Regions from separate parts of the Mus musculus genome. Here all the other regions are linked to region 6. Evidence: chromatin loops called from intact Hi-C (ENCODE). Cell type or tissue: left cerebral cortex. All regions are shown on one strand. Region 1 has its middle 28 kb from the start of Gm42283. Region 2 overlaps Erp44 (endoplasmic reticulum protein 44). Region 3 holds the start of Alg2 (asparagine-linked glycosylation 2 (alpha-1,3-mannosyltransferase)). Region 4 has its middle 8.5 kb from the start of Gm42283. Region 5 has its middle 25 kb from the start of Gm32487. Region 6 overlaps Nr4a3 (nuclear receptor subfamily 4, group A, member 3). Region 7 holds the start of Stx17 (syntaxin 17).

Evidence for each region. Peaks named below come from ENCODE experiments on the same cell type or tissue, not always from the same donor. Only the 100,000 strongest peaks of a DNase experiment are listed, where the experiment ranks them.
Region 1: it touches region 6 in a loop (4-fold over the local background); 4 of 42 quality-filtered maps call a loop at or near these places.
Region 2: a loop joins it to region 6, with 2.5 times the contacts of the local background. A loop is called at or near these places in 6 of 42 quality-filtered maps.
Region 3: it touches region 6 in a loop (3-fold over the local background); 6 of 42 quality-filtered maps call a loop at or near these places.
Region 4: it touches region 6 in a loop (2.8-fold over the local background); 5 of 42 quality-filtered maps call a loop at or near these places.
Region 5: a loop joins it to region 6, with 4 times the contacts of the local background. A loop is called at or near these places in 10 of 42 quality-filtered maps.
Region 7: a loop joins it to region 6, with 4 times the contacts of the local background. A loop is called at or near these places in 14 of 42 quality-filtered maps.

The regions. Positions count from the first base shown.
Region 1 is chr4:47,520,387-47,524,386 of GRCm38, reverse strand. No RefSeq gene overlaps it. Among named protein-coding and RNA genes, the nearest start is that of Gm42283, 28 kb to the right of the region's middle. In left cerebral cortex, a CTCF peak has its summit at 2,401 (motif pointing left); a DNase peak (open chromatin) is centred at 2,365.
Region 2 is chr4:48,204,880-48,208,879 of GRCm38, reverse strand. Erp44 (endoplasmic reticulum protein 44) reads left to right here. Exons shown (of 12, transcript NM_029572.3): 8 at 67-183; 9 at 3,651-3,762. Among named protein-coding and RNA genes, the nearest start is that of Mir1958, 6.3 kb to the left of the region's middle. In left cerebral cortex, a CTCF peak has its summit at 2,237 (motif pointing left); no DNase peak of the experiment used is centred here.
Region 3 is chr4:47,472,225-47,476,224 of GRCm38, reverse strand. Alg2 (asparagine-linked glycosylation 2 (alpha-1,3-mannosyltransferase)) reads left to right here and starts at 1,858. Exons shown (of 2, transcript NM_019998.3): 1 at 1,858-2,286; 2 at 3,767-4,000. The coding sequence starts at 1,939. Sec61b (Sec61 beta subunit) reads right to left here and starts at 1,564. Exons shown (of 4, transcript NM_024171.2): 1 at 1,472-1,564; 2 at 1,216-1,313. The coding sequence starts at 1,474. In left cerebral cortex, a CTCF peak has its summit at 2,394; DNase peaks (open chromatin) are centred at 1,625 and 1,844; H3K4me3 peaks cover 2,533 bases; H3K27ac peaks cover 1,293 bases.
Region 4 is chr4:47,501,312-47,505,311 of GRCm38, reverse strand. No RefSeq gene overlaps it. Among named protein-coding and RNA genes, the nearest start is that of Gm42283, 8.5 kb to the right of the region's middle. In left cerebral cortex, a CTCF peak has its summit at 2,457; DNase peaks (open chromatin) are centred at 334 and 2,422; H3K4me3 peaks cover 399 bases; H3K27ac peaks cover 241 bases.
Region 5 is chr4:47,575,826-47,579,825 of GRCm38, reverse strand. No RefSeq gene overlaps it. Among named protein-coding and RNA genes, the nearest start is that of Gm32487, 25 kb to the left of the region's middle. In left cerebral cortex, a CTCF peak has its summit at 2,146 (motif pointing left); DNase peaks (open chromatin) are centred at 2,133 and 3,584.
Region 6 is chr4:48,046,400-48,050,399 of GRCm38, reverse strand. It overlaps Nr4a3 (nuclear receptor subfamily 4, group A, member 3), which reads right to left. Exons shown (of 8, transcript NM_015743.3): 2 at 1,272-1,448. Among named protein-coding and RNA genes, the nearest start is that of Nr4a3, 3.1 kb to the right of the region's middle. In left cerebral cortex, a CTCF peak has its summit at 2,350; DNase peaks (open chromatin) are centred at 1,917, 2,324, 3,061 and 3,772; H3K4me3 peaks cover 2,775 bases; H3K27ac peaks cover 2,401 bases.
Region 7 is chr4:48,122,793-48,126,792 of GRCm38, reverse strand. Stx17 (syntaxin 17) reads right to left here and starts at 1,874. Exons shown (of 8, transcript NM_026343.2): 1 at 1,835-1,874. In left cerebral cortex, no CTCF peak of the experiment used is centred here; DNase peaks (open chromatin) are centred at 1,478 and 1,902; H3K4me3 peaks cover 1,399 bases; H3K27ac peaks cover 648 bases.

The sequences.
Region 1 (4,000 bases), 530 kb after region 6:
GCCTGGGTTTGTCCATTGTCAACTGTAGATAGAACCCAGGGCATCATCCATTCCTCTGACAGCCGAGCTCTACTTTCAGTCCTGCGAAGAGCCTTGTACACATACTGTTCTGTTCCTGCTCAACAAAGATGACCCACAGGGAGATATGGCCACTAAACTTAGGTCATGGATCCAGGTGACCCCGTCAAAACTCAAGGCTGCTTTCCCGATTCCTTCTGCCTGTCTGCTTCATAGGTGCTTCTGTGGTTGCAAAAAGCTACTCCCTGTGAGGGTAAAAGTTAGCACCCACTTGTTCCACTTTACCCCATAGCTTCTGAAGTTTCTGTCTGAGCCTCAGCAAGCCACAGCCAGGAGTGCGGTCTTAATGAAGAGGCTCCTCCACACACTGCCTTCTCCCTGTCCCTCAGCAAGGCAGCAGTCACCACTCCAGGAAGAAGCGACTTCTCCTAGTGCCTTCCCAGAAGCAAAGTGGATAATTAATTGCATTGAATAACACATTAAATGTACTAATAATTGGGTAGTCACGGCAAAATGATTACTTTGAAGAAATGTTACCAATTCCTTATTGTACTTAACATCTCTCCTTATTTATCATTACCATTTTAATCAATAATAGTCACAATACTAATAAATCCATCTTAATTTTAATTGTGTTCAATTGGATGTACCTGTACTGGAGTATTCTAAGCATACTTCATTATTTGGATTAATTTAAGATCACTTAAAGGCAAATTACATAGTTTGTACTTTCAAGTGGGTAGTTAATTATGACAAAGTTTCTCTGGGTTCAGCAATTTCCAGCTCCTAGCTGTATTTAGAGCCAGAGGCCTGCCCTGTTCTACAAGGCATGAGGTAGGAGATGGAGAGCAGTGGGCCGTGCTCTCAGAAGCACCTTAGATTAGTATATCCTGGCCTTTTAGAAAAGGGTTGGACTCTTGAAGTATGACTGGTAGCTTAGTGGTTCTGACTTTCTGCACTGAGTCATGAATACAGTCTTCATCTGTTTGTCCACCAGGACAGAGAGCAAGCCCTGACACCAGAATCAAGACACCCGGAGGTCAACATGAGAGTTCTAACCATGAAAGTGTCCAGAGGGCTAATAGCAGTCATCTCGGTGGCCAAAGTATTCACTATGCAGGTATGAGGACCTGAGTTCATATTCCCAGCACCCACAGAAATGCCAAGTGAGCATGGCAGTCCCCTTGTAATCCCAGCACTTCGGAGGTCAAGATGGGGCTCTCCAGAGTAAGCTGGCTAGTAGATTAGCCATACCAGAGAGGCCTGGCACCAACTGAGAGACTCTGTCTCAATGAATAGGAGGAAGAGCCCTTAAGAAAGAGTCCCAAGGTCTGCCTCAGGCCTCTATGTTTGAGTACATGTACAACTTATGTACAAACCATCACACACATAGATATCTACATAGATACAAATGTGCAGGCTTGCACACCACATACACAGACACCTGTCAAAAATAAATCAGAAAGCATCCAGAAGCACTCACAGAGCTTCTGAGAAAAGGCTAGCAGTTGCCAACAGTCAAAAGAAGCTTGGGACCAAACAAATATGGAGTACAGCCAAAAGCAGAGACAAGCTCTGCAGTTCTCCCAGACAGGTAAGGCCAGCAGGAAACAGGGAAGCAGGTAGCTTTGACAGAGAGAACCTGCAAGATGGCTTGGTACCCTGTGGGCTTTTTAGCAACAACAATGCAAGTGTCAGGAGGGAAAACCCAGAGGGAGAAGCAGGCGGAGGAAGCACTTTCCTCCAGACAGAACTTTGAGTGGCCACTCAAAGGCTAGCGATGCCAGAATGGGGGACGAGGAGAAGCCAGAAGAGAGAGCCAGGTTTAGGAGGAAGGAAGATAGGTTCACTCTGAGAGAGCAGTCAACTAGAGAATCAGCTGATAAAGCTTGGCACTGGCAAAAGGCCAGAGGAGTCACAACTGGAGAGGACAGTCTCAGTGAGCCGTTCATGGGAAGGACGTCAGCAGTCACTGAGTAGGTCTAAGCACACTGAGTGCACACTGCACCAGTGTGTTCCCAGCATAAGAAGCTTCCGAAACTTCTCCTCCTTGTCCCTGATTAGAGAAAGATCTTACAGATCAAATCATACAGAATGGAAATTACACTGTTGTACTGCAATGTCCCCCACTTTGTGAAGCCATCTTGTCACCCACAGGGGCTTTGCTTGGGACCTGTGGTTCCACAGTAAGGCCCCTGGGAGCTGTGGTTAGCAGCGGTGGTAGATGGGCCTGTGTCTCTGTGGCCAGTCTACACAGTTAGGGAACTCAAGTCCTGGCAACAGCAATAATTTACCAGGCTGGCTGTAGCATGCTCATGGCTGCCAGAAACCTAGAGTTGTAGGAAAGAGATTTAATGGGAAAGGGGCTCCACCTCCTGGTAACAGTCAAAACCAACATTTCCACAGCACTTTACAGTTTATGAATTTAGGATTACAATCATCCTTTGCTCTATATCTTCACCAGGAGGGATGATAAAGTAACCAACCAGACATTAAAAGCTATGGTGCTTACACTTCAGCTTTATGCAGTCTACTGCGAGCAATGACACAATCAAAGAGTAAAGAAATAATATATGATCCCGTTCAGTTCGGGACCTCAGGGTTAGGGCAACTGAAGGAACCTGGCCTGAACCTGGTTCAGTGCTGACCATGAAGGGACAAGGGTGCCAGCTTGTCCCCGCATAGATTCCTGGGTCTGATGTGGATTCTAAGGCCTGGAAACTAAAGCTGAACGTGATCAATTCTTTGTGAGGAATTCGAACAACTTTCCAAACAAAGGGTGTGAACTTAGCCGTACTTTTAAGTACGGATAGAAGTTTGATGGATGTCAAAGAGCCATGTGTGTCCTAGGCACCAAGAACAGCACAAGCCTCCATCTGGAATGAAAGACTATGAGACGAAGCTGAAGGCAAAGTGGGAAGACATCGAAGGGGCAAATGAGGGGCGGGAGCTGGGTGTGGTGGCACAGCCCTGTGATCCCAGCACTCTGAAAACTGAGACTGGAGGGGCTCAAGTTCTAGGTCATCCTGGGCCACTGACTCAAAACCTGGGGGGAAAGAGGCCTGAGAAGTTGATAAAGCGCTTCACCTAGAAACACAAGGACATCAGTTTGATCCTCAGAACTCTCGGTTTTTATAAGTAAACATTTAAATTTAAAAAACGAAGAGGCACAGCGTATGTGCTTGTAATCCCAGTGCTGAGAGGTGAAGACAGGTCCCTGGAGCTCACTGGGCAAACTAAACTGCTAAACTGCTTGGCAGACGCTGTCCTCTGGCCTCCACAGGCATGCGCACACACAGATGTGACCATGCACATGTGCATACACACACACACACACACTACAAGCACAGACAGACAGACAGACACACATACACTACAAACACAGACAGACAGACAGACACTACAAACACAGACAGACAGACACAGGCACACATACATACACACACTACAAACACAGACAGACAGACACAGGCACACACACACACACACACACACACACACACACACACACACACCATGCTCAGAAATCCAGCCGACTCTACATACAGTAACTCCATTCAGAGTATCCTTGTACCTCATAAACAGGACCTCAAGCAATGTACCTGGTCTCAACAGACCTCAAAGATTGTTTGCAAGCCAGATGTGACATGCTTCTGTTCTTGTCCTCATGACCAAGGACGCTGTCGTGCTCAGAAACTCTTGAATCCAACCCACAAATTATCAGCGGTTTCTGGTTTTCTTTGCATGTTGCCGGGGGGAGGGGGGGGAGGGGCTCGTATCCCCCTTCACTGTTCTGAAGCTCAGCCAAGGTTCATGTATAGGATCATAGCCTCCACTTAAGAAAAGGGAGGCCAGAACTTGGATGTATTGCTTCCCTGACCAAACAGCACAGTGAGTCCACGCTCAGAAGACATCTGACAAATCTTCCAGCCTTGTGTTGTGAAGCAAGACCCTGGCAGGCAGAGATTTGTCACAGCCTTGT
Region 2 (4,000 bases), 160 kb before region 6:
CTTTTTCTAATGTATTTACCAGCAAAGATTTCAGTAATCTAATTTTTATTTCTGTTTTTATAACAGCGTTCTGCGCCAGACATGGTGTACTTGGGATCTATGACAAATTTTGATGTAACTTACAACTGGATTCAAGATAAATGTGTCCCTCTTGTCCGAGAAATAACATTTGAAAATGGAGAGGTATGGGCTTCCCCACGGGTAATCTTAATTCGGTTATATAAAAGAACGCATCGCTCTGTTCCCCCCTCATGCTGTTCATCAGGTACCAGTTGTGAGAGCCATCACTTGGCACAGTTGTGTCCCAGCTGGTTTCATAGAGCATCCTAACTGGCTTCCCACTTACTGTTCCAGAAGCCTTCTTATGTTTCCGGTAATGGCAATAGTTGGTAATACTCTTGACAAAGGACTTGAGAGTAATTTATGCTCAATGCTTCTAGTACCCACCCTTGGGTAAGGATCCTGTCTAAGTGGATGTCCTTTAGAAGGACAGATCTTAGTTGCAGTGGGCAATCCTTTGCCGTTAAAGGTTTGTCTGGTATTAGAAAGAAATACAAAGAAACAGTTGGATAGTTATTCTGAAGTCTTTTTAGTTTGTTCCTATTCCTAACTTTAAGAAAAGGGGCAGATAGACTCTCTGCTAGTTAGATGAATGGTGTTGGGTTGTTTTTGTGTTTCTCCAGGCCTTGTGTCTGTTTAGCTCAAAGGCTCAAGATTTGAAAGATGATGCATAATACATGTGCTTTCTCAGTTCTTGTCAGAATAGTTTCAAAAACAGAATTTAAAATTTCAGACCTGGAAAATCTTAATTCAACTCCCCCCACCCATGGAAGTTGCCACATTTAATAATTCTGTATTTTTAAATTATTATTTCTTTTATTGATTTTCTGTTTGTGGTGGGAAAAGGGCTTGCAGGTTGCTTCTCTTCTCCTGTGCTTGGAGGTGGGGGTCTCTTGTTTTTGTTTATACTATGTATTCCACACTGTTAGCCTATAAGCTCCTGCAGATTCTCCTGCCTACACGTCATGTCCCCAGGAGAGTATAGGGATTATAGATGTGTGCCACTACATCTGACTTTATGAGAATGCTAGTGATCCAACCTGCATCATCAGGGTCACACAGCAAGCACTTTTACCCACTGAGCCGTCTCCATAGCTCCACATGTAATAAGTCTTAAGATGTAGTATATGTTGGAATTAACCACCATGAATTATTTAAACCATAGGAAAGAATTTGTTTCTCTTGAGTCCGATTGTCTTAGAATTTTCCTAATACTTTATATGTACTCGGTAAGGCATTTGTTGGTGTAGACATAGACATGGAAGCCTAGGAGTCACGTTAATTACCAGTTTCCACATGCTTGATTTTGGAAAATTCATTGCTGTGTATTTCAGGTGATATATGTTTCCAAATTTGTCTGTTGTATCTTTCTTAATATCTGTATGTTCATGCATATTTGTGCTGAGTGTAATGAAGTAAAGTGACATATGCTTTTATTTTAGTTTCCTAGCTCTTGTGTTCCCTCCGTGGGAAGTGACCAGTCTTCTTTCACAGTAGTATTTATAAAGTAGCACTCTTCTCCTTGTATTTTGTCATGTGTTTGCCCGATCTTTCTGTATGGGAAATTGGGGAGCAGAACCAGGCATGAAGAGAGATTATCTGCCCTCAGGGCTTGGTGGTCAGTTTTTGACATGTCCAGAGAAAGGAACATGTGTCCAGTGCAGCCTGACGGGCACTAAGGAAAAGCCTAAGAATTCAAAGGAGAAAACTAATTTTATTTCTCTAGAAACTGGGTGGGCTGGGGCCATTGCTTTCAAGACGAGACATTGCAATCCTGAAGCAAGGGCTGAAAGGAAAGGATGTGCTAAGGAGGTGAGGACGTAAGAGAGCATTGTCACTCATCCTGGGTGTTTACAATGCCATTGGAAACCCACCTGTTAATTCTAGACTGAGCTGGGTTTGTACACAGAGCTAAGGGATCCGTCCCTATGAGCTGATAATAGAAACTGTTGCACTAGGGGAAATTACCAAGCCAGAACAGAAAAGTCCAGAGACAAAAGTATGAGGAGTGTGATCCGTAAATGAAGATTAAGAAAAAATGTAATCCTGGGCTGGAGAGATGGCTCAGCAGTTAACAGCACTGACTGCTCTTCCAGAGGGTCCTGAGTTCAATTCCCAACAACCATATGGTGGCTCACAACCATCTGTAATAGGATCTGATGCCCTCTTCTGGTGTGTCTGAACACAGCTGCAGTGTACTCATATACATTAAATAAATAATATTTTAAAAAGAAAAATAAAAATGTAATCCCAAGAGATAAAGGGCGAGGAAGAAGAAAATCTATATTGAATTACTAAAACATAAATGTAATGCCAGGAAATGGTAGCAGTGGGGGCCGTGGAAGGAGAGTGGCAGCTAATAGGTATATGGTTTATTTTTGGAGTAATGGGTGTGTTGTGGGATGAGTGATGATTTTCACACAATCTTGTGAATTTAACAGCAAATTGTACACTTAAAATGGTGGACTTTTGTGGCTGAAAGTTACCTCTCAGTTAAAAGAAGAGATAATATGATAAACTTACTTACTTATCTATATATACAAGTGAAACAAATTTAAATATGAGGTGGGAACGAAAAATAGTCTCATGTGATAGGTCTCAGTGATTTAAAAATCATTATTAGAGATAAACAGTATCTATGCTTCTTGCTCAGGCAGTTCCTAGACTGGACTCTCGGAGGGATTGCTTGTGGAAATGACTATGTGTGGAGCTTTTCTGGACTTCCTCATACAAATAAGAACATGGCATTTGTTTAGATTATTCAAATCTACTGTTTCTCTTGTTTCCTTTACTCTCAATTACAGTAAAACAGATTTTAATGGCACTTTGTTGTTTTCAAGATGCTTTGTATGTGTGCATGTTGAAAGACAGGGCAGTTAATTGTGGAGTTTTGTCTTTATCCTTAAAACACTTTTCAGCTTTGGGTAGGTCTCACATAGTGGAATGGTTTTAATACACACCTTAGAATAAGCATGAATTTGTGAATGAAATTGACTCAGTGCTCACACATTAGTGCTTGCAGTCTTCCTTGTGAGGACTGGCAATACTCCTCAGTGTTTGTCTCACTCCTGGATTGAGAACTGCCTAGTTCTTTCTTCTCTCAATGCTCTTCAAGAGACTGCCCTTGTACTCACAGATGCAGTACTGGCTAATACAGCACTTCTCAGCCTTCCTAAAGCCTGTGACCCTAATACAGTTCCTCACGTTGTGGGGACCCCCAGGCATAAAATTATTTTGTTGCTACTTCATAACTGTAATTTTGCTGCTGTTATGAATCATATTGTAAATACTGATATGCAGGGTATCTGATATATGACCCTGTGACCCGACAGGTTGAGAACACTGGGCTAACAGATTGAGCAAGGACCTTCCAGGTGAATCCATGCATGTAACAGAGCAGTACATGTGTGCTTCCTTAGTAACTGCACCTAACATGCAAAGGGTTGAACTCATTTTTTGTTGTATCTCAGTATTTTTCCCACTAGATCCTTTTTTTCTGACTGCTTGTAACTGTCAGTTGTATGAATTGAGTCCACACTTGTTCCACTTGGAAAACAGCACTGATTTTCATTGAAAACTTGTTTCCACAGGAATTGACAGAAGAAGGACTGCCTTTTCTCATACTCTTCCACATGAAGGATGATACAGAAAGTTTAGAAATATTCCAGAATGAAGTAGCCCGGCAGTTGATAAGTGAAAAAGGTAGACTGTTGAAGGTGTCTGACTTTGCCTTTCTTTCTCCTCCCTTCCTGGTCCGTGTTTGCCTTTAACACAGGCAGGATAGGAGCTCCCCGGGTACTTAGCGTGCATTAGGGAGGAAGCAGTGCGTGTGGGGTGAGGCAGGCTTTCTGTGTGCTCGCTCTGGATTTTCGAGGGAAAGACAAACTGCATGAAGAGCGGGCTTCTGGGCGAACTGTAATATTTCCTGGTACCTAAATGC
Region 3 (4,000 bases), 570 kb after region 6:
TTCAGTCAACATTTTCTTGTGGCATGATTTAAGGCAAGAGCTAAGGAAGAGGGCTTGGGCAGGTGTTCTGTCAAAGCAGAGGAGATGAACATGCAGATGTAAATAGTAGTATCCTATTACAACTACAATCCTAGCACATAGGAGGTGAAGGAAGGATGATCTGAGTTCAACCCTAGGTTGTGTGGGAATGTCTAAAAAGAAACTAACTAACTAAAAAAAAAAAAAAAAGAAAAGAAAAGGAAAGAAATGGTAGTAAGCTCAGAATTGCTGGCTCACAGGAGGGAGAAAGGAGAGGCGTGGAATCCCTCTGAAAGCCTTTTTTAACAGGCACCACCAGAAACTTACAGAGAACCTAAGTGGAAGAGCAACTGGAGGGTGAATAGTGGTGTAAATTCAAAGCAGAAGAAGTTGAGGGCTAAACTGGGGGGACAGAAATGGAGGAAAAAAAGTAGTGAGGTCTTCCTATGAAATATGGCATATGACTGTACAGAGAAGACACACCAAATTAAAAAAGATAAATAACTGGAGTTTCTAGATTTCTATAAATAAGCAGTGACATTTAAAAATAAGGAGACCCTGAAGCTGGAAAAGTGGCTGAGAGGTTAAGAATACCTGTTGCTCCTGCAGAGAACCCCAAATCGGTCCCCAGTACTCATATGGTAGCTCACAATCATTCATAACTGCAGTTTCAGGTGACCTCCAAGGACACCAGGCAAGAAAGAGATGCGCGCGCGCACACACACACATACATACACACACACACACACACACACAGGTGCGTGCAATACACACACATACACAAAATAGACTTAAAAAGAAAGACACACACACAGCTGGGATGGGGAACCAGGGTGACAGACTGTGTAAGACACATTTTGTTAAACTGAGTGTGTATGGGACCTCCATATGGAAGACTGAAAGGTAAAGCCTCAGACACACCAGCTTTATGCCAACGCTTTTCCTAAAGTTATTCCTGATCCTAGTCTAATTTACCTTTAACTAAAGTGGTGCGTGCAGCTGATCAAGGAGAGGAAAACCATGCCTCCCTCCTAAAGGGCCTTTAACTAACTAGATGGCCACGTCAGCTCGGGCTCACTCGGCCCCTATTAATCTTTCCATCCTGGAACTCCTCCTTCCAGCAATGCAATGCAACCCTGGGTACCTAGCCTCCTCCAGCCATAACCGGGCGTCCCCCGCAAGCCCCCAGCCACTTACCTCTGCCGAACAGTGGATCCCGCAGCCCGTGCGGCCACCGCTTTGCTGGGAGAGCGGCCAGAGGAGCCCACGTTGGTGCCACTGGGCGTTGGACCCGGCTGCAGAGGGAAGCAGACAAACAGTGAACATCGCGGGTCAAATCCTCTTCACACCCCCGACCCCACACCCACCCGAGAAGCTGGGAAGAGCAATGAGGTCCCAGAAAGGAAGACCAAGATAGGGGCTAGTGCACCCCATGGAAGCGGGGACCGCGCACCATGCTGATGCCTAAGAACGGTGGGCACAGGAGGCAGGAAGAGGGAAGTCGTGAAGTTGCCGAGCACTCAGAACTCTCGTAGATACAGGCTCTGGCACCGCCCCCCGGCCGGCTGGCAGGGCCTTCGCAGACTCTTGGATGACTGGGCTGTCCTGAGATATGCCTGTAAAGATTACGCCGACAACAACTGGGCCGTGTGAAAGTACAGCCCTTTCGCTTCTTTTATGTAATTTATTTAGCGTGCTTAATATGGTCAAACATCACCAAATTGCAAGCTTTGGACAGGTCCACATGAGAAATTGAGTCAGGCATTTTCTTAGCGCCCACAAGCTTATCGCTGATGTGGCCTAAACTAACGCAGGCGTAGTTGCGCTGGCTCGGCTTTCAGTAGCCAGAGGGGGCCAGGGGCGGAGCTTGCAGGAGCTTGCAGAAGCTCGCGCGGAGAGCGCAAGCGCGGCTCATCTACCATGGCCGAAAACCTGTACCGAGCCCGTTCCCGGGTTTACAGCCCATCTGTGCTGTTTCTGCACCCAGACATGGGTATAGGCGGAGCCGAGCGCCTAGTGCTGGACGCGGCGCTGGCGCTGCAGGAGTACGGCTGTGATGTGAAGATATGGACCGCGCACTACGACCCGAACCACTGCTTCATCGAGACCCGCGAGCTCTCGGTGCAATGCGCAGGGGACTGGCTGCCTCGCAGCCTGGGCTGGGGCGGCCGCGGCGCCGCCATCTGCTCCTACGTGCGCATGGTCTTTCTGGCGCTCTACGTGCTGTTTCTCTCCGGCGAGGAGTTCGACGTGGTGGTGTGCGACCAGGTGAGGCCGCCACCAATTCTTGGCTGGGGGGGGGGGGGGGGGGCGGCGCCGAGAGGGGGGGAGGGACCGCTGTTCTAGGTTTTTAGGAACTGTCCAGCAGGAGTCCCCAGGGAGAGAACGGCCACCAATTTTAGTATGGATAGACCCTTTAAAATGGCAGATCTCAGGGACATCTCTCCCCCGCCCCCTTCCTTTCGTTGAAGATCCTTGAGGTAGGGCTTATGTGTCTGCATTTTAAATGTTTAGCCTTGGGACTAAAATGATTGGATCCAGGTGGTTGCTGGCATTAAAAGACGACTTCCGGCCACACCTTGTATGTGACTCAATTTACTCTTCTTTCTTCTCCGTTATTCCTTTGTCTCTGCTTTCAGGTCCCATCCATCCCACCCTTCCAGTCTTTCTAATACTGCCATTCCAGTACTTAGCAGTGCCACGGATTAAAGTCAAGCTAAACATATCGTTTCCCCATTAGGGTCCCCATTGGTCTTTGGAGAAAAATCCAGTTATTTTGTCTATACAAGTGTCTGAGCTTGCATATCAAAACCAGAGGTCAGCTAATATTCACCTGAACATTGGAGTCAGGCTCTCTCACTGAACCTGGAACTGAAAGATTGAGCTAGACTTTTGGACAGGTGTGCACTGCCATACCCAACATTCCTGGAGCCAACCCTCAGTCCTCAGTGTTTTTTTTTTTTTAATTAAGAAGTAACATTTACTCAGGAGTAAAAGTTCAAATAGGAAGTATAATGTAAAAATTCCCTGTCCCCATCCTTGAGAGGGCGAGCCATTGTCAACAGTGTCTTCTGCATCCTTCCAGAAGTGATGTGTGGCCCTGGTAGTATATGTGTCTGTTTCCTGCTACATCTTATATGTACACAGCTGGGATCCAGTTTACCTGCTGTTGGACTTTTTGCTTTTGTTCTGCAAAAATTTGAAACATCTTGCTTATTGATATTCAAGATCCACATCAGTCTCTTCAGTGACTGGAAAGTCCCCTGTCCTGTAAATATTTCAGTCTTCCCTAAAAGACACTAACATTGCTGTGTGTGTGTGTGTGTGTGTGTGTGTGTGTGATCCTAGGTGTGACACTAGATATGACATCCTAATACTGCATTTATTTCACTTCTTACAGTCCTCTGAGGAATCTCCTGATAGTCATGGTCATTGTAAATGTCAGTAACAGTTTCCAGCCTTTACTTACAATGATGTCACCTTATTCTTCCAAGGTCTATACTTGGCTACCCAGTGCTCTTATCTAAGCTGACATGTGGAAATAGCCACAGTTGCTCCAGGGAATCTTTAATTATGATCCTGAGTTGCACTGAACCACCCTGAGGAAGCCGTATGTTCATGGTTAATGCAGACATTTACCCAGGTCCTATGGATTCAGTAATACCAGGCAGCTAGTCAACCAGGAAAAGGCTTATGGCCAAGGAGGTTAAGGCGACCAGTCACTTATCTACTGTTTTACCTTGGTTAGGTGTCTGCCTGTATCCCGGTGTTCAAACTGGCCAGACGGCGTAAGAGGGTCCTATTTTACTGTCACTTCCCAGATCTGCTGCTTACTCAGAGAAATTCAGCTCTGAAGAAGTTCTACAGGGCCCCCATCGACTGGATCGAGGAATACACCACAGGCATGGCAGACCGCATCTTGGTCAACAGCCAGTACACTGCTTCCGTCTTTAAAGAAACCTTCAAGACCCTGTCTCACAGA
Region 4 (4,000 bases), 550 kb after region 6:
CCAAAATAGTTGGTCAAATTTCCCAATCTCTTACATCAAATTAGTCATCCTTTCCTCTGGAGAGTGTAACCCCAACCTGCCCAGACAGTTAGTTTTTATTTGGACTTAAAAGATGTAGAAAAGATTGAGATCAGCCATCTTGACTCAGTCTTCAGAGGGGATAGAGTACTGTTTGCTTTGGATGGGAAGGGAGTGTGGCGCAGGGTAACATGGGGGAGGCAGTGATGTGGTCATGGAATTTGTTGTGAAAAAGGAAAGTTTGAGGAAGGCAAGAGAAAAACCTACTGAGTCATAGAAGGAAGGTGTTATCAACAAAACAGTTTCAGAATGGCCTCGAGGCAGGAATCATGGGAAAGCCTTAAAATAGCCGATGATAGAACAGAATCAGACTCCTCGCTGAAAGGAAAAAGCCCACAGGCATCCACCCCCAGCTTGCCTTCTGGCTGTCACAGAGCCTCACAGAGTTCATGTCAGGATCGGTTAGGCAATTAGAAAATAGAAAAGGCCATAATTGTTGCTATAATAAATTCCCTTAGAGGTGGGGCAATGGCTCCGTGGATAAAAATGCTTGCCCCACAATAATAAGAACCTGCCTTTGTCCCCAGAAGCCTTGAAAATAGATGTGTGTGGTGGCAAGCACCTGTAATATCAGTGTGGGGAGGCAGAAACAGGAGGAACCCCAATCCCACACCACCACCGCTGTCACTGCCACTGCCACCACTGCCACCCCAGGGCTTGCTGGCCACTAAGTCTAACTGAATAGGTAGCCACAGGTCCCATGGCAGGCACTGTCTCAAAAAAAATAAAGGTAGACACTTTTGAGGAATGACACTTGAGATTGACCTCTGGCCTGTACACACACACACACACACACACACACACACACACCACAACACAAAAATAAATGTTTTTTTTTAAATAATGCTTTCCCACATTATTAATAATTCATAGAAATCCATTTAATAGCTAAATTCTATCATGTGGTCAGGTCATCGTTCAACCATTTTAGTATTTCCATAGACTGTGTACATGTGTGTCTGTGTCTGTGTCTGTGTGTATACAAGAATTCAATACTGAAGGTCTTCCTTAATCACGCTCCATTTTGGTTTTTGTGACAGTCTCTGCAGCTCGCTGATTTGGCTCCCCTGGCTAACTGGCTCTTCCTGCCTCTGCCTTACCAGCACTGGGATCACAAGCATACGCTGCCGCGCCCACCCAGCTTTTTTACATGGATTCTGGGAAATTGAATTCAGATTCTCATACTTACACAACAAGCACGTTACTGACTGAGCCGTCTCTGGCCTCGTTAACGATTTTTTATAGAATGGACACTGCTATCAGGAATCTCTTCAGTCTTGTGTCCAGCTTGGCACTCCAAATAAACAAGAAATTAGCAATCGGCTTTGTCCTGGCTCTTTCTTTCCCACTATCAAATTCCCTTCCACAATGCTTCTGATCTTTTACATTCACAACCTAAGATAAGAAGTTCGTTACGGTTCAATGTGCACAAGCCAGGCGTGGTTGTGCACATCTGTAATGCTGCACTCAAGAGGACAAAGCAAAATGATTGTGAGTTCAAGACCAGCTATGGCTACATAATGAGACCCTGTCTCAGGTAGGATAGATAGATAGATAGATAGATAGATAGATAGATAGATAGATAGAAAGATAGATAGAAAGATAGATAGAAAGATAGAAAGAAAGAATTGGTTGACTCTAATTGTAAATTCTACTGTACACTCTTTGCAGTACTTAAGCCTCAGTCCTCTCTAAAATGCATTATTGAGGACTTATTTGATACACCCTTGCCTTTAGATAGCTACTATCCAAGTCCCCACTTTATAGATGAAGATGGAGTCTCCAATAGGTTAAAACCTTGTGCAAGGACACACAAACAGTAAATGACTAAAGCAAGTTTCAAAACTGTGCAGTCCAATGCCACACCCCACCCCCTTTGCAGAAGGACAAGAACACCAGCTATTGTGCTTACAGAAAAGCAGAAAGAAACCATGAGAGAGCAAACGCACGGCCGATGAGAACAGACACAAAGCGGATTAGAAATGCTAGGAACCCTGTGAGTCGGAAAGGTAGCCATGAGATCCTAAACTGTACTTTTTCTTTTCTCCATGAGTGAGAATGACATTTGACAAAAGCCAGCAGATCACATGTTTTACAGTTAAGCCTACAACAACCCAGCTATGGACACGAGAATGGTCTGCCACAGAGGGAAGAAAGCAGGAGCCCCAGCTTCCTAAATCTGAAGAAATGAGAAGAAAAAGCCTGAAGCTACTGTTCAAAACACATAAGGTGGGTAGAACAGGGAAACACTTCTCCAGGGTTTCTGGCTAAGGATCTTCCAACGCCATGAAATGGGTGCGGTCTGCCCACAGACCACAGGACCTGGATTTTGTAGAAGACAGGTTGGCTTTTTTGCTATGTGCCACAGCGCCACCTATCAGAAGTAGTGTGAAATTGCATCATAACCACCAGGGCAGTTCTGGAGTCCTTCTGGACAGAAGACCACACCAGGCCCACACCTACCAAATGCTGACATCGCTGTGGTAAAGAAACCAGTGTCTGCCCTTGGGAAGTTCACAGTCCATCAGAAGACTGTGGAAGGCTGTACAACAGAGATCTGTGAAAGGGGGGGGGGGGGGAGGGAGGGAGTTGAAGTTGCCCTTCCCAGAGGGTTCCACAGGGGGAGCTACTCCACCCATCTCTTAAAGATGGGTAAAGATCCTAGGCCAGACTGGCTGACAGTGGCAGAGGATGAATATATGTCTCAGAGATCGGGAGGTAGGGAAAATTCTAGTACATTAAGGGGGTGGAATGCTGGACTCTGAGTCTTGCTTAGCTTTGTGTTTAAGGAGGGGACTTGTGAAGATTCAAATCCCAAATTGGGAGTGTCCACACTAGAGTCCATGTCTCCCGATTCTCAGTGAACCAGGGAAGCGCAAGGCCAGCCCACTCCCGAGGCTGTGCCCTCAGAAGACCTAATGTCAGTCCAGACCATCTCCACACGTTTCTAGAAGACCCTTGCGAAGCACCTGACCTTTCTGCATGTCAGATTATCTATCTATAAACAGGAGTAATAATAATGATAAATGCTCAGCCCAACGCCGAGTCGATACTTAATACCCAATAATCAGATTTTAAAGATGATACTTTTTAAATATTGACATTTTAATATTATAATATTATTGGCATGTGTCTCAAACTACCGTTACAGTAGCCCCATTGTCTGAAGAATTTTGGTTTTTTTTTTGTTGTTGTTGTTGTTTTTCTTTCTCAGTTACCTGTACAGAGGTCACATGGAAAATTCAAGAAATGACTCATACACTTTCAGTTGTGTGGCTTTCTGAGGAGGAGAATGAAATCTCATGCCAGTGCACTTGTCCCATTGGAGGTGGGGATGGTTGCTGTGTGCTGGGCGCCCATACTGTGTATGCTACTGTGAAAGGCTTCCTGGTGAGCCGCCTCCTCCTACCTTGCATTGGGCAGGAAGTCATCTAGTCCTCTGCACCGCCCTGTGCTTTAGGCTTCTAATTGGGCTCTGCTTTTGAGGGAAACACAATTTGCTAGGTCATCTGGGACGACAGCTGTCTGTGTTTATAAATCCCAAGGTCATGATCAGCACTCAAAGAAGTCAGGATCCAAATCACACAGCCTTGTTTTTCAGCGTAATTCATTAGATTTTACCTGGAAACTTGAGAGAGCAGCTGGGATGCTCGCACCAGCCTGAACGCAGGGGATGGGGCCAGAGGAACCAAAGGCAGTGCTATGCCGGCTTCGTTTTCATTCCTAGAAGATCCAAAGTGCTACCACAGACCTCCCAGAACTACAGGGCACACCAGTCCCTAACAAAGCACATCAAAGGATCACTAGGGCCAGGGAGATGATTCAGCCAATGAAGACACCCAGCACAAGACTGCTGACCTGAGTCTGTCCACACAGCACACAGAAAGGAGCAGAGAAGGACTGCACAAGGTTGTCCGTTTCA
Region 5 (4,000 bases), 470 kb after region 6:
TTCTGATTCTCTGAGCCAGATGTTAGGACCTTATTGATGAGGTGCCAATCACACAGCTGGGGAAAGAGAAGGTCCAATTTGTGGGCCGTGGGGTATCTTCCCAATCAAAGTCCTCCTGCTGATGGATTTCAGGGCCTGCTTCAAACTGCATGAGAAGACTCAAGCTTCCCAGAAGGAAACTTAGATTGTTTGCCCACCTTTGCTTTCTGTGTAGCCAGAAGTTGAGTCCAAAGGAGAGGGAGCATGTTGCCCAAAAACATGCAAATTGTGATAATGAAACCCATACCACTTGGCTGGAGATATGGCTCATCATAGAGGGTTTGCCATAAAGGCATGAGAACCTAAGTTTGGATGCCCATGGCCTATATAAAAAGCTAGATGGGGTTACATGCACATATATGTTACCCCAGCAGTGGCAGGGATGGGGGTGGGGGAACAGACAGATTTCTGAAGCTCATTTGCCAGCAATCTAGGCAAATCAATGAGTTTCAGGTTCATTGAGAGACTGCTTTAAAACATAAAAGTTGGGGAACAATCAAGGAAACACACACACACATTTTGCATAGATAAAGCCTGGATGGCTTCTCTTTCTTAATAATTGTCATAGAAGTATGTCACATGCATACTGGGCCCAGAAACTGACTCTTGCTCATGTACCACAGGCCAAGACAAAGACAGCGTAGATGAGTCCAGGGTGGGCATGGAGGGTAAAATGAGGAAATCATGAAAATTTATCTAATCTCAAGACCTTCATTTTGCTTTTATGTGCAGAGTGAGTGACTCAGTGCCAAGAATGGACATGTGGCTCAATGCCAGCAATGCAAAAACTCATTTTCCTCCAAATATTTCATGTGTTCTGCATCAACACAATCTCCAGCAAACATCCACTCAGGTTTGTCATCCCTTCCGTGGTGAAGAAAGAGAAATAAGACACAGCCTCCGGAGGCTCCCTGACTAGGAAGAGACGCAGATGTCCCACGGGTTGCAACCTGAGAGGACGGTGCTACATGACAGATGTATGCAGGGTGGGGATGACAGCTGAGCTAAGTGTTGAAGGATAAGTCAATTGGGAACATGGCAAGGAGACCGAGTTCAGACAGAAGAGACGCTAAATCGTGACATGAGATGGTCCGAGAAATCGTGGCCAGGGGCAATAGTATAGGTACATAAAATAAAATGTAGATTGGTTGTTTTCTTTTTCAAGAAGAGGCTATCACTGGAGAGTGGAAGAAGAATCTGTCTGGAGCAGAATTAAAGTAATAAAAGCCCAGTGTTACCATTTATGGTTGTTGATATGGGTTTCCTGTGCCAGGCTTCTGAGACACCCAGCTACCACACCATGACTAGACCGTGTCATCGCCAGAGAGTGCTGCTGAGGAAGTGTGCCCAGGAGGACAAGTTGGGACTAATGTGGACCATTGCTTCTCAGATTTTCAATCCTACTTGTTGAGACCCAGGGATGCGAAATCACGGGACCCAGCATCATAGATCCAAGTTCAAATCCACACCATGCTATCTCTTGATGGGGGTTTTCTTTTGCCATAATATTTAACAGTCCCAACATCTTCCTATAACTACCTCTGTGGTGGTTCTTGCCAAACACCCAGAACACTCTGTAAAGCTCAAGGGGCGGGGGACACTTCCCCATCCTCTGTGGTACCCCAGATACCTACATATCTTTCCTCTTGGGTGATCTCCAGGGATGTGGGCATGTCTTGCCAGTCCAGTCCATTTTTTGCACGTGGGATAGTATTCATACTGTCCCATGCCTTCCCTTCTTCCCCTTGTGCTTCTGTCCCTACACCCAAGATGAATAGCTATTTGTCAGCCTTAAAGGTCAGCCTTTCCTAAGGTGACCACTCCTCGATCACTACACCCAAAATGAATAGCTATATGTCAGCCTTAAGGGCCAGCCTTTCCTGAGGTGACCACTCCTCGCTCACACACAGTCCCTCTCTCTTCTGTCTTTTCCATGCCCTCGGGGACTTCCCTACTATCTGCCAATGATGTTAACTTATATCCCACAAAGTACTGGATTCCCAGAGCACAAAGTTGCTTGCCAATTCATCCTAGAGTGCTGAACACCAGTTGGGTCAACCAGCCTCCCAGGCAAAGAGATTCCAGGCCTGACTCTGCCATCTACTGGTTGCCAGTCCCAGGCTGCATTAAACACCAGTGACCATGCCAAGGCCTGACACAAAGGCACTCATGACAACTTTCTCACTGTGATGCACATCTGTCATCTTGGTCACCCATTCCCCATTGCTAGACCATGCAGAAGTGAGCAGGTGCTAGCACTGTGTGGCCGAGTGTTCCTGGTCAGTCCCATCATCCCTTACAGTCCAGCCATCTCCTTTCCAACTTCCAGAAAGTCGCCACCATGCATAGTGAGTGAAGCACACCCTGCCCCGTTTCTAGCACATTATTTTTGCCCCTCTTATTATAGCTCTCTGGCTATTTCAATGAGATTTTTGCATGGGAGTGGAATAAAATGCATATATTCATATTTTTGTCTTGGGCATCATCAAAGTATTGAAGCAGATAGGTTATTTTAAGAGGCATTTCTGACTGAAGGATATTCTGACTTCTTTTGGATATTCTGGCTCACTCTTCAATTACTGGATTTGAATCCTGACTCCTCCACCTCATACCAATTACATAACGTCTCTGAGTCAGTTATCTCATCTGTAAAATGGGAATAGTGCCGCCTATTATGACATGTTCCACCAAAGCCTGTTAGGTCCCAGCTGGTGGCACTATTTGGGAAGGTTCTGGAAGGTCTTAGGTTTGGGAGGCAGGCCTCCTTGGAAGTAAAAGATCAACAAACAGGTCTTGGCCACTTCTATAGTCTCCTTGCTCTGCTTCCTGGCCACCAAGACGGGAAATGCTTTGCTCTGCTATGGCCTCCTCACCTATGAAACCAGGAGTCAATATAAATCTTTCCTGCCCATACATCTTTTTATGTCAGGTATTAGGCCACAAAGACACAAAAGTGATGTATCCCTATTTACACAGGGGGTTGTAAACTTGACAATTACCAAGTACTCATCATAGGTATTCAATTACGCACTGTCTTCCTGTGTTTAGGTTTAAGTGTTCTTTACATATATTGGTATTTTCCCCCTTCTATAATATCATCTAAATCTGGGGGAGATAAACTCTGTCAAAACTCCATGTGACCCAGAAATGAACCAAGTAAACTAACACTGAGAAGGCTTTTTTAGACAGAAAACTATGCATTGCATAGAGCTCAGCCTCACTGAGTTATTTGGGGACACATTGTAACAGGTTGTGATGCAAACCTGATACAATCTCCACTTTTCTGGTATCCTTTCCCCTAGAGTGTCTGTACTGAACCTCTTAACTCAAACATCAGCTTGTAGTTTTTTTAGGCAAAAAAATCTCAGGCAGAACTCAAAACTCCCAAGTCCCAGCCACCATGCCCAAAATGATAATCCCTTGAGAATGTTAATTGAATGCTATAATTATAGACTATGCATAATAGGCATTTTGCACTGATGTTGTACACTGCCAAGAAAATATTTACTTGGCTAACTCAAGTCCATGACCAAGTCTATTTTTTTCACAGCAGAAATAATGCTCTCGTTTGGCACCACCAGACGCACCCGTGGGAAGTATCCTGGATGCTGCAAACATAATCAAGATGTCTCATACATGTGCCCCTTATAAGTCATATGCCTCCTTCCTTTGCAAGAATATCCCTAAGTCTTGTGTGGGCTCTTTTTTCTTCCTTCCTCACTTTTCAAGAAATTAGCTGCTTGTTGGAGATCCGTTGAGGACAAACAGGAGAGGCTGGAAGTTGGGGCTCAGGCTTCTTGTCTCAAAGCCACTTTCACCAAATCGATCCTTGCTCTTGCTATTCATTTCCCTGTGGCTTTTGGTCCATGCCATTCAGTGAAGCATTTCAAAAGCATAGGCTGTGTGGCGTTTAGTTTCTTGTTTGTTCGTTCGTTTGTTTGCTTTGACTTGTTGTCGATGT
Region 6 (4,000 bases):
CAACAGCTAACCGCTTGTCTAACAGGCACATTAATCTAAGTATTTTCTCGTGAAGGGGGTGGGGAGAAGAGAAGAGAGAAATTTCAAAACAGATGAAGTCTCTCTGCCAGTTTGCCTAGGCTGGACCCCAAAGCAACTGGTTTAGGGGTGCTTGCCATAACCACAGAGGTTGAAGTAGGTGAGAAGGCCCTGAGAGTCACTGTCTCTTGTGGATGACTTTTCTAATAATTTTCCTTTTTTATGGCTAAGTCAAAGTGGTAACATGGGGAGTTTCTGGTGGTTGGTTTTTCCGAGTCAAACCCAGGTGCTTCACTTCTTCTTGGAGGGTGGGGTGTGAAGGTGTGACTAGCAGAAAAGTGGCTGCTTCACATTTCCCTTGACATCTTTCTCTTACCCACATTTCCAAAGCTGATTGAGTCATGCGTGTATGGGATGAGATCTTGACGTGAAAAAAGGTGCTGAGGGCCTGTTGGAAGAAGCAGCATTGAGGAGTGGCCAGTTCATGCCTGCCTTCTCCAGTGAGGCCTCCTGAGCTAGCTTGGAGTTAAAGGATTAAAAGGAGCTTGGTGTCTAGTTCTTAGGATGAAATGGAAGCTGTTTAAAAGAAGGGACACACAGCCTGGCCTTTTCATTTCCCTCCCTTGCATCTCTAAGAATCCCTCGGAATCACCTGCCATTCTGTCCTCTCCCTATTGCTCTTTGTCTTTCTGAAGTCTCCAGCAGGAGAGTGACTCTATCTGTGTATCTTTGGTGCCTACCCAGGCCCACCTCTTCTACCTTTACCAAATTTGTAAAGAGGTTGTGTAAACTAAATCTGAGGCCTTTATACTTACTTCTGTTTGTAGCTCACATGGGTTTCCCTTGCCTCTGAGCCTCAATCATCCAAACTCCTGCCTCACAAATCGTTTGGGTTTTAGATCAATAAAAATGTTCCCTATCTCCCCAAGTGATCCCTTAAATGAATATATTGAGTATAAAAGGACAAAAACAAAGCCATTAAAAACAGCATATCCTGATCTCTTGGAATATATGCTTTTCTTCTTAGGAAACATACTTTTGAGAAATGCTTCGTATAATTTCTCTGCTCTGCTTGGTAGTAGCATAGGGTGTGGTATACAGCGGAGCTTCGTGCCAAGAAGCCACCTGTGCTGTGAAATGTAGGGCCAGGAGCCCTACATGCTGGTACTGGGCAGGTTGACCAGACTGCCCGCTGGTTGTTGGTTTCTCCACCCATTTCCCTTGCTCGGGAGGATAAAGGGTTTCAGACCTACCTGGAGGGTATCTTGCGCGCTGAATGGTGGGGCTGGGGGTCTCTCCAGCGGAGGCTGAGAGTGTAGGAGGCGGGGACGTCGGGATAGGCGAAGCAGCAGCCGCTGTGCTGGCCCGCTCTGCTGAGGGTCCAGGCTCAGCGCCCGGGCTTGTCGGGCTGCGCTCTCCCGCAGTGGGCTCTGCAGGCACCGAGAAAGGGAACAGAGATTGCGGTAAGATTAAGCTGGGTCCTCTTTCCCAGGACTGGGTGAATGGGGTGGGGGTGGGGGACCTGTAGAAACACTAGATAATTACAAAGAATTGTCATAAGGTTAAGTGAAAGTGCTTAGGGCTCACGGAGCTACTGGGCAAGAAGCATCACACCGTCGTAGGAAGCTAAGGGAAGGTTGCTGGCACCCAGTAAGCTCACAGCCCTTTCTTTTGTGGTACACGATCTGATGCTAAAATCCCCCCCATGGTCGTCGCCAAGAAATTGATCTTTTCTACACCCACTGTTGGTTCCCAGCTTGCGAAGTCAGGAAGACCGAAGGGGGGCACTTGAGGAACGAATAGAAGTCCGAATAAGGGGGTGGTGGTGGCGTCAGGGAGTATACTGAAGAAAATAGCCATTTTTCAACTCCGACGGCCTCCACTCCTCAAACACAAATTTTACACGCCGCATAGGAAATGCACAAGGTCCGGAACGAATGCATGAATGCCCGGAGGAATTAAGAAAGTCTGCGCTTTTCATTCTAAATGCTAATGGATCTTCCCTTCTATTAGTCGAGAGTTTCGAGGGCCAGGGGTCAAGCAAACAAAAGGGCACAGAGGAAAGGCCTGTGCTGGGAGCCGTGCGCTCCGCAGACAGCTTTGGCTGCTGCTACGACGGACCGAGGGAGGTCCCCTGCACTCAGCGGGCGGTGTCCCCGAGGGTGGGCGGCTTCAAGGCTCAGGGCCACCCGGTGGCTCAGAGGGGGTACATTCCGGAGGGCGCTCAGAGCGGCTCCCAGGCGAAAGTCCCGGTGCACAGCCTAGTGAAACTTTGTGGTTGGAAGCTCAGCTTGACTGGCAGGGAGGAGAGCTCCAGCTGCCCCTAACTTCGGCTTATAGCGCCCCCCTTTGTTCGGGGTGGGCACACCTCAAAGGTTAGGAACCTGCCCCCTCCCCCTTGGAGGGGAACCCAACCCCCAAACTAACCAAAAGATCTCTGGTGAACGCTGGAGCCAAGGGGTAAGTTTCATCTCCTGCCACTCCGGCGCCCAGAGTTTGCTTGTAGAGAGAAAGAGACCCGGGTTTCCCAGGTCTAGGAAATTCTCGATGGCCAGGAAATGGGGGATTCCCTTGCCATCCCCAACCAAGGTACCCCGACGGAAACCTTGCGCTCGCTGAAGCGTTGGCACGAGTGGATCTTTCCACAGCTGTAGCATGTGCTTCTCATCCTCCTCCTCTCGCATCTTCAAAGGGGGGGGGGGTTCCTCCAGCAACCCCACCCCCTATTCTACTGGGTTTCCTATGCCCACTCTCTCTGGGAGCCTTTCAAGAGTAGTTTTTCTCTAAGGGGCAGCCTCTGAACTCGGTTGGGCGGGGGTCGCGCCTCCCCAGGGAAGGGGTTCCTCTCAGAGGCCGGCACACCGCCCATCGTCCAGCCCAGCCCAGCACCCCATCGGCCGCCCCCCACCCCCATTGGCCGGTTACCTAGGTAAAGCCTCTGCGCCTGGAAACACGTTCTGTCGCTCCGGCTCGTGGCCGCTGGGGCCCGGAGCACAGAGCCTCGGGGTTGTAAATTAGGAAGAAATAACTACCTCTGTCAAAGCCCCTTTCTTTCTCCGGGGCAGACGAAGGGAACACCCCCGTGTTCCTCTCCCCGTGGTGAAGTGTGTGGAGGAAACCGTGAAACACACCATTGTGACCTGGGCTCCTCCGCGGAGTTTCCAATCGGGGAGCGGGGGCGGAGGTTGGGCGGGGGCAAGAGAGGTGGAGGAGAGACCGGCAGAAAGGGAAAGACAGAGATTCTCAGAAAGACCGAGGGAGCTTAGGCAAACCCCGGGGGGGGGGAGAGAATTTCTGTGAGCGAGTGCTGGGTCCGGGATTTGGGGGTGGGTGGGGGGTGCCTGTGGAGGGAGGGAGTGGTGCCACCCCCACCCCCGGCAGTCTTTGGCGTTATGTGTATCTTGCTGGGTTAAAACAACTCCAATAAAGTAATTTCATTCATTGTGTTCAGTATGCGCGTTGGGCAGCTTTTCTTTCTCCAACTTGGTTCTATAAGAAACATTTCCCGATTGTTGGCAAAGGAGCTCCAGAATTGGAACAGCGGAGGAATGGCCGAACCGAACCCTGTAACCTCTCTCCCAGCCCTCCCAGGCCCTAGGATAAGCAGCTCCAGAGCACTATTGACCACAGTCCCCGCGGCTCTTCCCTCGGGAGAAGCCGGGCACATAAACAAAAGGCCAGCTCCAAGAACGTTCTTGGAAATCAAGGGACCAATGCTCATGAGCTCCCGCATGACTGCCGGAAGCCTCCAACAGGTTCGAGAGGTGCCTTTGAAAGCCAGTCTCCGCCGGCTGCGCTCCGCTGCTCGGCTCCCCTTTTCACCATCGAGAACTTTCCTTTCTACTAAGAAGAAAACACTCGGAGCAACTTCTCCGAAAGCTCATTGAAAAGTAACACAAGCCTTTCCCACACCAGCCAAGGCCTGGAGAAGAGGGACCTGGTCCCCACGCGTGTCGGGGCGCGAGAGTCGGCAATTACACCC
Region 7 (4,000 bases), 76 kb before region 6:
AGAACTGGTGCAGAAGTCACAGAGGTACAGAAAATAATAAGGACAACACAAAACCTTCTAATGGCCAAAGTGAGAACAATTTGATATATTAAGTACATAATAACAGCAAAATAATCATATGAGATTTTGTTTTTTTTTTTTATTTTTCCAAGACAGGCTTTCTCTGTGTAGCCTTGGCTGTCCTGGAACTCACTCTGTAGACCAGGCTGGCCTTGAACTCAGAGAACCACCTGCCTCTGCCTTCTGAGTGCTGGGATTAAAGGCGTGGGTCATCAGTACCCAGCAATCATAGGAGTTTATGTTGACACAAAATAGTGAATACAGATAAAGAAACCAGATGGAAAGTGCCTCCTTAGAGCAGAAGTCAATAAAGGAGGGAAATTGAGGGCTGTTACAGTATCAAAGTAATAAATAGTACTTGGGGAATAACTGGACTACTAATTGCTATAGAGAATCTCCCAGATACCAAATTTAACTAAGTCATCTGATTGTGTCAACACACAAGCAGTAGGTCCCATCTGGAAGGTCCATGGAGGCATAAACTGAAAAGGGTACTTATACCTTGTGGTATTCTTAACAGAAATGCAACACAATCTAGTCCCAACTAACTATAGACAAACTCCTACTTGAAAGGCATTACCAACATTCCTGACTCTTCAAAGCACACAAAGTCATGATACTGCTACAGATTGGAAAAGGTAATGTCGCCAGGCCCATCAAGAGTAAGGCTGCTTACTAGATACCATTGTAGAATACAGAAGGGACTCTAATAAAAAGAATGGAATCCCAAGAGACCCAGTTAACCAGATAGTAATCTCTTGCTCTCTGTGACTGTATTAAGGATGGTATGTAAAATACTAACACAAGGGCGCTGTAGTGTTCTGTACTATGTGTACGAGTTTTCTTTCTCTCTTTTTTGTTTTTCTAAGACAGGGTTTCTCTGTGTAGGGCTGTCCTGGAATTCAGTCTGTAGACTAAGCTAGCCTTGAAGTCAAGAGATCCTCCTGCCTCTGCCTCCTAATGCTGGGATTAAAGGCATGGGCCACCAAGGCCTCCAGCAACTTCTGCAACTTTTCAATAATTGCAAATGACTCCAAATTTTTTTGTCTGGTGTTTGTGCATGTATAATAATTGCTGTTTCATGGATGAAAGAACGTGTAGAAGACAGGCCTGCAGTCATTTTCCAAGCACACACATTTGCAGTGAGAGGTGTCAAGTGCTTTTTATAAACTTAATCTCTTGGTACTTGCAACTAAGATGATATGGGTACCATGATACTAGGGTTCCACAAGAAGAAAAAGTACCCAAAGGTGAAGTAAATTACTCAAGAGTTATTTAAAAGCGAAAGAGCCCCTTTCCAGGAAAAAGGTCCCAAACTGCTGATAACACTATCTCCCAAGGAAATGCGTCCCCTTGGGCATGTGGGTGGTACAAGGAGAGTAAGTGCTGGCTCGGTCCCCGCAGCTGCGGCCTCTCCGCGTCCTGCTTGGGCACCGGTGTCGCGTCGTCCCTCACGGAGTCACCAGGACGCACCCAGGCCACACCAACGACCCCAGCGGCGCGGCTGGCCCGGCGACCCAGGGCCCGAAGCAGCTCTTCACAGCGACCCGGGAGGGCATAGCGCAGTGGGGCCTCGGCCTCCCCGCTCCCGCAGGGACAGCTACTCCAAAACTGAAAACAGAGAGGCTTGGCCACTTCTGGTCGCGGCCCCGGCGCTCACACTGACCCGAGGCCGGGCTTGGTGACCGGCGCCTCTCCCTTGCGTCCACAGCCCGGCCCGCGGTGACACATCGCAGCCCAGCGACCCCGTGGCGGCAGCCCGGCAGCCCCTTACCTCCCGCCTAGGCGCTCGAGGCCGTCGATACACACTGCGCAGACGCGAGAGGGGCGGGGCGTCTCCAGGGGCGGGATATGTGGCCCCGCCCCCTACCCGGCCAGTGGGCGTGGAGGTAATATAGTGTGCCAACCACTGGATGAACAATTCCAAGTGTTTTATGGGTCGTCTTGTGTACTGTATCTAAGACAATTTACACTTGGATAACCTTCTACATGTTACAGTTTTCCTGCACATTGTGTTCCTTGAATTTTGTTGGCGAGGACGGCCTTGTGCCCCTAGCTCTTTAGGTGTGTAAAAACTGAAGCTCGGAACCCAGTGCCATCCTTCCCCGCCCCGCCCCGCCCCGCCTCCCAGAGCCCCTGAGTGACTGGCTAGGAGTATCTGAATAGCCACAGGCACAAATGAAAGAAGGCATAAACTTTTTTGTCCAGAGCCTGCTGCAGTGCTTTGGGCGTCTGTCCTTATTAAAATGATACCTGGTCACTTTGAGGCTCAGCACAGATAGGAAGTGACTCACTCCAGTTCAGCCCGTTTGTGACAGCGCTGTACTCACAGCTGGTTTTCCTAATTTCTTCTCAAGTAGTTCCAGTTGGACCAGCTGCTGCTAGAACAAGCTTTGAAGTGTGTGCAGGTCATTGATTCTCCTCTCTGAATGTTCTGACCTCAAGACCTAGCCAACTAAAATATATATATGACTATTCAGGTCTTTGCTTGAAATGGATCTTCTGATGATGAAGTTTTCAACAGTCTTAAGAACATTTCCTGTTAGCTGTAAGGAAACTCAGTTCTTAGGATCTGCAGGTAGAAAGGAAGTAGAGGGGGAATTTTAGCCCACAGATTAGGGGCTTAAGAAAGTCTTGAAAGGCAATTTTTAAAATAAAGCTCATTATTAATTAAGCTATTTGAATTTTCTTTGGGGTATACTGGATGTTAGTGTTTATGGTACCCTTAGTTCATAGATTGAGGCATATCTATCAAATTTTCATCCCAAGGAGAAAAATAAAGGTATTAGGTAATGCCATAGGATGGATGGTAAAATGCCAAAGTCAGTTAAACAAGCAATAGGGAATCATTTAATTGGTAAAGTGCCTGCTTCACAATGAAGACCTGAGTTTGGACACCCAGCACCCACATACAAAACCAAGCTCTGTGGTATATGTTTATGATCCTAATACTATCTAAATAGACAAAAGGATCCATGAGCTTGCTGCCCAGCTGGTCTTGTTGAATTGGTAACCTCCAGGCTCACTGAGAGATGATGTGTGTTCTCTCTCTCTCTCTCTCTCTCTCTCTCTCTCTCTCACACACACACACACACACACACACACCGAATCCATTAAACAAGACCTTTTGAAGTAAAGATAACTAGTGTTAAGTTTTGAAAAAGTACAACAGGGAGCTGTGGCACTCTGGAATTGACTTTGGCCTTCCAGGTGGTTGTATGATGTTTGCTGTAACTTAGGTGTGTCATGTAGAGAGATAATGATATTTAATCTAACAGTTTGGCTAGCCTCACTTACAATCTACAATACTTAATTGAATCTTTCAATATTTAGACATAAGGGGTGTGACCATTCTCTGTGCTCTTGCCTTAAGCCATAAAGTTATTAGGATAATAAGATCTGCTGCCACGAGACAAAGTTTTCTTGATATCTTAACTTAACCCAGTAGATCCAAAGAAAACAAAACAGTAAGGAGAATACATCTTGGAAAAAACAAAAACAAAAAAGAAATTATTACCTGGTAACATGATTGCTTTCATGGAGAGCCTGTAGATATGAATTCAAACAACTTCAAGGTGGTTAAAGAGATGGCTCTTCTAAATGATAATCACAAGGTTAGAAATGTAGCAGGAAAGTGAACACTGAGAAAAATGTGTGATTGTATCTATGAGAAGGTAGAGGAGCTATAAAAAGAGTGGAGTAGCCCCAGAAAGGTTGGGTTTGGGGAGGAGAGGCTTAAAAGGAGTGTCAAGTATCAACAATCTCAAAGACAAAAAACGCAGGATTACCTCATTAGATGCAGAAAAGGCCATTGACAAAATTCATCACCCCTTCATGGTAAAAGTCCTGGAGAGATCGGGGATGCAAGAGACATACCTCAATAAAATGAAGGGAGTTTACAGCAAGCCCATAGCCAGGATCAACTTAAATGGACAGAAAC